Linked DNA regions of Homo sapiens: region 1 is linked to region 2. A link is an interaction called in ENCODE POLR2A ChIA-PET data of the cell type or tissue named here. Cell type or tissue: Panc1. All regions are shown on one strand.

Region 1 (4,000 bases), 300 kb before region 2:
CCCTCACCAGACACTGAACCTGCTGGCACCTTGACTTGGACTTCCCAGCCTCTGGAAAGCAAGCAATAAATTTGTTGTTTGTTAATTACCTAATCTAAGGTATTTTGTTATAGCAGCCGGAATGGTAATATTCCATTGACTCAAGAAAAATGGAATAATCCTATAAATACTAAATATTCATGTATATTAAAGAAATTGGCCAGGTGTGGTGGCTCACACCTGTAATACTAGCACTTTGGGAGGCCAAGGTAGGAGGATCACTTAAGTCTAGGAGATTCAATCAAGATCGGTCTTTCTGATCTTGATTAGAGAACTCTTATAGAAGAATTTTCACTGCAACCTCTGCCTCCCAGGTTCAAGCATTCATTTAAAATTTTTTGCAGATGGCAGATTGTGGGGCTTCTCAGCCTCCATAACCTTGTCAACCAATTTCCATAATAAATCACCTCTTATATATCTATATCTGTTTGGTTCTTTCTGGAGACCCTGGACCAATGCAAATGGATTAATAAACTGTGGGCCAGGTGCAGCCCACAAAAATTCATTTAAAATTGAATAATTTTACCATATTAAAACTCAGGATTTCTGTTCCTCAAAAGACATCCTCATACTACAATTTATCTAAGAAACTCTGGATATAAAATATATTTTTTAAGAAGAAAGAAGAGGCCGAGTGCGGTGACTCACACCTGTAATCCCAGCACTTTGGGAGGCCAAGAGGGGCAGATTACCTGAAGTCAGGAGTTCAAGACCAGCCTGGTCAACATGGTGAAACCCCGCCTCTACTAAAAATACAAAAATTAGCTGGGCATGGTGGTGCACGCCTGTAGTCTCAGCTACTTGGGAGGCTGAGGCAGGAGCGATTATTGCTTGAACCTGGGAGGCAGAGGTTGCAATGAGCCGAGATCATGCCACTGCACTCCTGCCTGGGCTACAGAGTGAGACTTCATCTTAAAAAAAAAAAAAAAAAAGAAGGAGAAGGAAGAAAACACATGATGAAACAGAAAAAAGTGGCCGGGCGCGGTGGCTCACGCCTGTAATCCCAGCACTTTGGGAGGCCAAGGCAGGCAGATCACAAGCTCAGGAGATCGAGACCATCCTGGCTAACAAGGTGAAATCCCGTCCCTACTAGAAATACAAAAAATTAGCCAGGTATGGTGGCGGACACCTGTAGTCCCAGCTACTCAGGAGGCTGAGGCAGGAGAATGGCGTGAACCCAGGAGGTGGAGCTTGCAGTGAGCCAAGATTGCGCCACTGCACTCCAGCCTGGACGACAGAGCGAGACTCTGTCTCAAAAAAAAAAAAAAAGAAAAAGAAAAGAAAAAGGAAAAAAAAGAAAAAAGTGGTTATCAGTCTCAGTGTGGTGGCTCACACCTGTAATCTCAGCTCTTTGGGAGGAGGCCGAGGTGGAAGTATTACTTGGGCCCAGGAGTCTGAGACCAGCCTCGGCAACAAAGCGAGACCTCATCTCTACTAAAATTTTTTTAAAAGATTAGTGGGGTGTTAGCTGGGCGTGGTGGCTCATGCCTGTAATCCCAGCACTTTGGGAGGCTGAGGTGGGTGGATCATAAGGTCAGGAGATTGAGACCATCTTGGCTAACACGGTGAAACCCCATCTCTACTAAAAATAAAAAAAAATAAAAAATAAAAAATTAGCCAGGCATGGTGGCGGGCACCTGTAGTCCCAGCTACTCAGGAGGCTGAGGCAGGAGAATGGCGTGAACCTGGGAGGCGGAGCTTGCAGTGAGCTGAGATCACGCCACTGCACTCCAGCCTGGGTGACAGAGCGAGACTCCATCTCAAATAAATAAATAAATAAATAAATAAATAAATAAATAAATAAAAATAAAAATAAAAAAATTAGTGGGGTGTTATAGTGAGTGCCTGTAGTCTCAGGCCTCAGTCTCCTCAGTCTCCTCTGAAGACTGAAGGGTGAGGATCCCTTGAGCCCAGAAGTTTGGGGCTACAGTGAGCTATGATTGCACTATTGCCCCAGTCTGGGCAACAGAGCAAGATCCCATCTCAAAAAAAAAAAATTAGTTACCTATAGGGGAAGGGAGACAGCAGGTTGGAGAGGACAGGGATAGAAACAAGACTTCTTTTAATATATCTTGTTATATAGATTTGACTTTGGAACGATATAATATTTCACATCATTATGAAGAAAAATAAAACTTTAAAAAGCAATTCCTAAAAAGGGAAAATAAAACTATGTATCAATTTGCTGGTATAACTTTATGGAGATTAACTATTCAAAGAGATTCAAAACAAAGTTATCTGACTATCATCCCTAGTGGGCTATAACCTAAGGACAAGAACTACAAAAATATATTTTCAGAAATCTTATTATGTTGAGTCATAAGTTTTATGAAAAATAAAAAAAGAAAAAAGAAATCATTATGGAGGTAGAGTTGGTATCATTATTCTGAAACTGTTTTGTATACAGTGTGAGATAAAGCAAATGAGTAATGGGTTGGTGTCACTGAGAACTGAGGCTGGGTGCAGTAGCTCATATCTGTAATCCCAGCACTTTGGGAGGCTGAGGTGGGAGGACTGGTTGAGCCCAGAGCCAAGGAGTTCAAGATCAGCCTGGGCAACAGAGCAAGACCCCATTTCTAAAATTAAATAAAAAAACAGAGAAAGAATTGAGATTTTTTAAATTGTGGTTAAATATATATAACATAAAATCTACCATGTTACCCATTTATAAGTGTGCCACTGAATGGCACTTAGTACATTCACACTGTGTGCTACCATCAATCACCACCATCCTGCTCCAGAATCTTTTCATCATCCCCAACATAAACTCTGCATTTGTTAAGCATTAACTCACCATTTCCCCTTCTCTCCAGCTTCTTGTAATGGGTATTCTACTTCCTTTCTCTATGAATTTGACTATTGTAGGTATCTCACATAAGTAGAATCATATAACATTTGTCCTTTTGTGTCTGGATTCTTTGACTCAGCATGTTGCCTTCAAGGCTCCTCAATACAGCATGTATCAGAATTCCCTTCCTTAAGGCTGAATAATATTCCCTTGCATGTATATACCACATTTTGGGGTTTTGTTTTGTTTTGTTTTTGAGATGGAGTCTCACTCTGTCACCCAAGCTGGAGTGCAGTGGTGTGATCTCAGCTCACTACAACCTCTGTCTCCTGGGTTCGCGCAATCCTCCTGCCTCAGCCCTCCAAGTAGCTGGGATTACAGGCGTGCGCCACCACACCCAGCTAATTTTGTATTTTTTTTTTAGTAGAGACAGGGTTTCGTGGGGTTTCACCATGTTGGCCAGGCTGGTCTTGAACTCCTGGCCTCAAGTGATCCACCTGCCTCGGCCTCCCAAAGTGCTGGGATTACAGGCATGAGCCACCGTGCCCGGCCGCATTTTTTTAATCCATTTGCATTAATCCGGGATCTCCAGAACAGAACCAAACAGATACAGATATAAGAGGCGATTTATTATGGGAATTGGATGACAAAGTTATGGAGGCTGAAAAGTCCCACAATCTGCCATCTGCAAGCTGGAAGACCTGGAAAGCCAATGGTGTAATTCATTCCAAGTCCAAAGACCTGAGGACCAGGTGAGCCAATGGTGTAATGTCTCGGAGTCTGAAGGCCTCCAGGAGCTCTGATGTCTGAGAAGTTGGATGTCCCAGCTCAAGAAAGGAGAGAATTCACCTTTTCTTCACCTTTTTGTTCTATTTGCGCCCTCAGTGGATTCGATGATGGCCACCTATGTTGGATAGGGTGGATCCTTTTACTCAGTCTGATTCAAATACTAACCTCTTCCAGAAACACTCTCACAGACATACCCAGAAATAATTTTCTACCAGCTATCCGGGTATTCCCTGGGCTGGTCAAGTTGACACATGAAATTAACTATCACACTGGTCATGCGTCAATGGACATTTGGGTTGTTTCCGCCTTTTGGCTATTGTGAATAATGCCGCTATGAACACTGGTGTACAGATATCAATTTGAGTTCCTGCTTTCAGTAGTTTT
Region 2 (4,000 bases):
TTGTGAAAAGCTCTCCCAGGGATTTCTACACATGCTAAAGTTTAAGAATCGGTGTTCTGGGGGCTCCTGATCGTGGGAATGTGCTGCCCTTTCGGGCTGAGAAAGGTGTATGGTGGAAGAGACTCGAACTCCTAGTTTCTAGCAGTCTCTGCTCCTCCTATGGAAAACACAAGGTCCACCTGAGGCCGGTTCCCAGGTGCCTTGAGGCAGGCACTGCCCTTCCTGTGCCTCAGTTTCCTCTGTGATCCCTTTTTTTTTCTTTTGAGATGGTGTGTTGCTCTGTCACCCAGGCTGGGGTGCGGTGGCACGATCTCGGCTCACTGCAACTTCTGCTTCCTGGGTTCAAGTGATCCTCCTGCCTGGGACTACAGGTGCATGCCACCATGCCCGGCTAATTTTTTTGTACTTTTAGTAGAGACGGGGTTTTGCCATGTTGGCCAGCCTGGTCTGGAACTCCTGACCTCAAGTGATCCGCCCGCCTCAGCCTCCCAAAGTGCTGAGATTAACAGGCGTGAGCCACCACCCCCAGCTTTCCTCTGTGATCCCTTCTGATCGGACCATCTCTGAGCCCATCCAGCACCACCGCAGCGCCAGGGATTCCAGGCTGGACATTGCAGCGATGGTACAGCAGGTGTCAGAACACCACTGGGCAGCCCGTGGCTGGAAGGAAGCAAACAGGACGCATGAGGAGGAGGAGGTGGGCTCCTATAAACAGTGCAGGAAGTAGGCAGGAGGACAGGTCAGAGTGGTCCTCTGTTGTTTGCTATTTCTCATCAAATTACCAGTTAGCGGGAATTCCCATTTGGGTGCCCCTCTGTCTGAGAGAGAGCTGTTCTCCTTTTCCCTTTGCCTATTAAACCTCTGCTCCTAAACTCAAAACAACAACAACAAAACAGCAAGGGAGTAAAATGAAAAAAATCTATTTTTTTTGGCTTTAGTTAAATGGGCTCCCATTCTCCCTCTCTGGTTCTATCTAGAGGAGTCTCCTAAAGAGCCTGGAGTGCCCGTCCTCTAAACTCCACCTTTACAGCCAGAGAGAGTGGCCAGACTCAGGTGGGACCAGGGAGTTCCAGGCCCAAGTTCCTTCCACCAATCCATGGCAAAGGCTACCCACTGGGCTGGGAGAGCAGTCCTGGAGTGAGTTTAGGGTTTAGTATGGTGTGATTAGTGAGCAAATAACTCACTCCTGCACAGTGGCCCCAGGAGGAGATGCCACTATTGGAGGGGAGGGCAGAAAGACAAAGATGGGGCAGGAAGGGGCCAGAGAGATTCTAAAAATCTAGATGTTGGCTAGGCATGGTGGCTCTCATCTGTAATCCTAGCACTTTGGGATGCCAAGGTGGGCAGATCACCTGAAGTCAGGAGTTCGAGACCAGCCTGGCCAATATGGTGAAACCCCATCTCTACTAAAAACACAAAAATTAGCCAGGCGTGGTGGCACATGCCTGTAATCCCAACTACTAAGGAGGCTGAGGCAGGAGAATCTCTTGAACCCAGGTGGTGGAGGTTGAAGTGAGCTGAGATTGCCCCACTGCACTCCAGACTAGGTGACAGAGAGAGACTCTATCTCAAAAAACACAAAATTTAGCCGGGCTTCGTGGCTCATGCCTGTAATCTCAGCACTTTGGGAGGCCAAGGTGGGCAGATCACGAGGTCAGGAGATCGAGACCATCCTGGCTAACACAGTGAAACGCCGTCTCTACTAAAAATACAAAAAATTAGCCGGGCATGGTGGCACGCACCTGTAGTCACAGTTACTTGGGAGGCTGAGGCAGGAGAATCACCCGAACCAGAGAGGCGGAGGTTGCAGTGAGCCAAAATCGCGCCATTGCACTCCAGGCTGGATGACAGAGCGAGACTTCGTCTCAAAAAAAAGAAAACAAAACTAGATGTTTTTAATCAGCAGGGTCTCATAAGGCATGCGAAATTGCTTAAGGATTTAACAGATGGTATCTCAGGTTGCTGTTATTTTTGAGAACTCTTTTCGACAGAAGAAATCCCTAAGAACCAGGAGATAGTCTGTGAACCTGCTTTGAGGTTACAAAGGAGGTGGTGTCTGTCAGTCACTTGCAAAGAGCTGATAACTTGAGCAAACATGTTAAATAAAGTCCCATTGGACTCCTGTTGTCCAGCGTCATACTTCTTTTTTTAGCAATGACCACAGCTGAAGAAATTCCAGGAGACTAACTTATGTGTATAGTGACACTCCCTGTGGCTTTCCCCACCACACTCCAGCCTGGGGAAAGCTACATGCGCAGGGAAAGGGGGAAATGACACAACCACGAGATGACTCTGGCTTAAATAACTTTGACCAGACTCAGGAAACAGCTGAGCCAAGGGGGTCCATGCTGTGAATGTGACTTAACTGGTGTCTCCAGCCTGCTCAGGCTCCTGAGTGCCAGGCCCACACTGCTGTCTCTGGTCACACATCCTTAGATGTCCCAAAGGCACCTCAAGTTCCCCAGCCCGCCCTGCTGCCCTCAGCTCCCAGCCCAGGCCGATGCCTCAGAGGAGCTCTCCCTCTTCACCCCCGCCATGCCAAAAGAGTCTCTAACTCCTCTTAACCCTTTGAAAGATTTCTACTCCTTCCCAATTTTTTAGAGATGGGGGTCTCACTATGCTGCCCAGGCTGGTCTCGAATTCCTGGGCTCAAGTGATCCTCCTGTCTCAGCCTCCCAAAGTGCTGGGGTTACAGGCATGAGCTACTGCATCTGGCCTCGACTCCCTCTTTACCAATCCTAACAGCACAGCCCTGGTCCTGTCTCAGATCTGAACATGTACTTTAACTTTTTTTTTTTTTGAGACAGAGTCTTGCTCTATCGCCCAGGCTGGAGTGCAGTGGCAAGATCTCGGGTCACTGCGATGTCTGCTTCCCGGGTTTAAGCAATTCTCTGCCTCAGCCTCCCGAGTAGCTGGGATTACAGGCACCCGCCATCACACCCGGCTAATTTTTTGTATTTTTAGTAGAGATGGGGTTTCACCATCTTGGCCAGGCTAGTCTTGAACTCCTGATCTCATGATCTGCCTGCCTCGGCCTCCCAAAGTGCTGGGATTACAGGCGTGAGCCACCGCGCCTGGCCCAGGTACTTTAACTTTTGGCAGTACAATTCTCCCCAAGTCTCCCTGCTCCTCAGTGGCTTCCCAGTCCTCTGCAGAACCAGGGCAAGCTCCCTCCCGCAGCCTGCAAGGCTTGCAGGCGTGCACCTTCTCTTGGTTCCGTAAGCACATCAGGCTCCCTCCCACCACAAGACGTTTGCACATGCCCTTCTTTTTTGTTTTTTGAGACAGTCTCGCTCTGTTGCCCAGGCTGTAGTGCAGTGGCAGGATCAAAGCCCACTGCAGCCCCAACCTCTCAGGCTCAAGTATCCTCCCACCTTAGCCTCCCAAGTAGCTGGGATTACAAGTGTGTGCCACCTTGCCCAGCTAATTTTTATTTATATTTTATTTATTTATTTATTTATTTTTTTGGAGACAGAGTTTTACTCTCGTTGCCCAGGCTGGAATGCAATGGTGTGATCTTGGCTCACCGCAACTTCCACCTCCTGGGTTCAAGTGATTCTCCTGTCTCACCTCCCGAGTAGCTGGGATTACAGATATGTGCCACCATACCCGGCTCATTTTGTATTTTTAGTAGAGACGGGATTTCTCCATGTTGGTCAGGCTGGTCTCAAACTCCTGACCTCAGGTGATCCGCCCGCCTCGGCCTCCCAAAGTGCTGGGATTACAGGCATGAGCCACTATGCCCAGCCTAATTTTATTTATTTATTTATTTATTTTTGAGAGTTTTGCTCGTCGCCCAGGCTGGAGTGCAGTGGCTTGATCTCGGCTCATGTAACCCACCTCCCTGGTTCAAGCAATTCTCCTGTCTCAGCCTCCTCAATAGCTGGGATTACAGGTGCCCACCACCAAGCCTGGCTAATTTTTTGTATTTTTAGTAGAGACAGGGTTTCACCATGTTGGCCAGGATGGTCTGAAACTCCTGACCTCAGGTGATCCACCT

What was found. Peaks named below come from ENCODE experiments on the same cell type or tissue, not always from the same donor. Only the 100,000 strongest peaks of a DNase experiment are listed, where the experiment ranks them.
Region 1: POLR2A ChIA-PET joins it to region 2 with 5 read pairs; 2 of 35 experiments call an interaction of 5 or more read pairs at or near these places.

Annotation. Positions count from the first base shown.
Region 1 is chr11:65,671,154-65,675,153 of GRCh38, reverse strand. RELA-DT (RELA divergent transcript) reads right to left here. Exons shown (of 4, transcript NR_183625.1): 4 at 3,436-3,731. Among named protein-coding and RNA genes, the nearest start is that of RELA-DT, 10 kb to the right of the region's middle. In Panc1, no CTCF peak of the experiment used is centred here; no DNase peak of the experiment used is centred here.
Region 2 is chr11:65,369,500-65,373,499 of GRCh38, reverse strand. It overlaps a transcript of FRMD8 not described here. Among named protein-coding and RNA genes, the nearest start is that of SLC25A45, 11 kb to the left of the region's middle. In Panc1, no CTCF peak of the experiment used is centred here; a DNase peak (open chromatin) is centred at 2,179.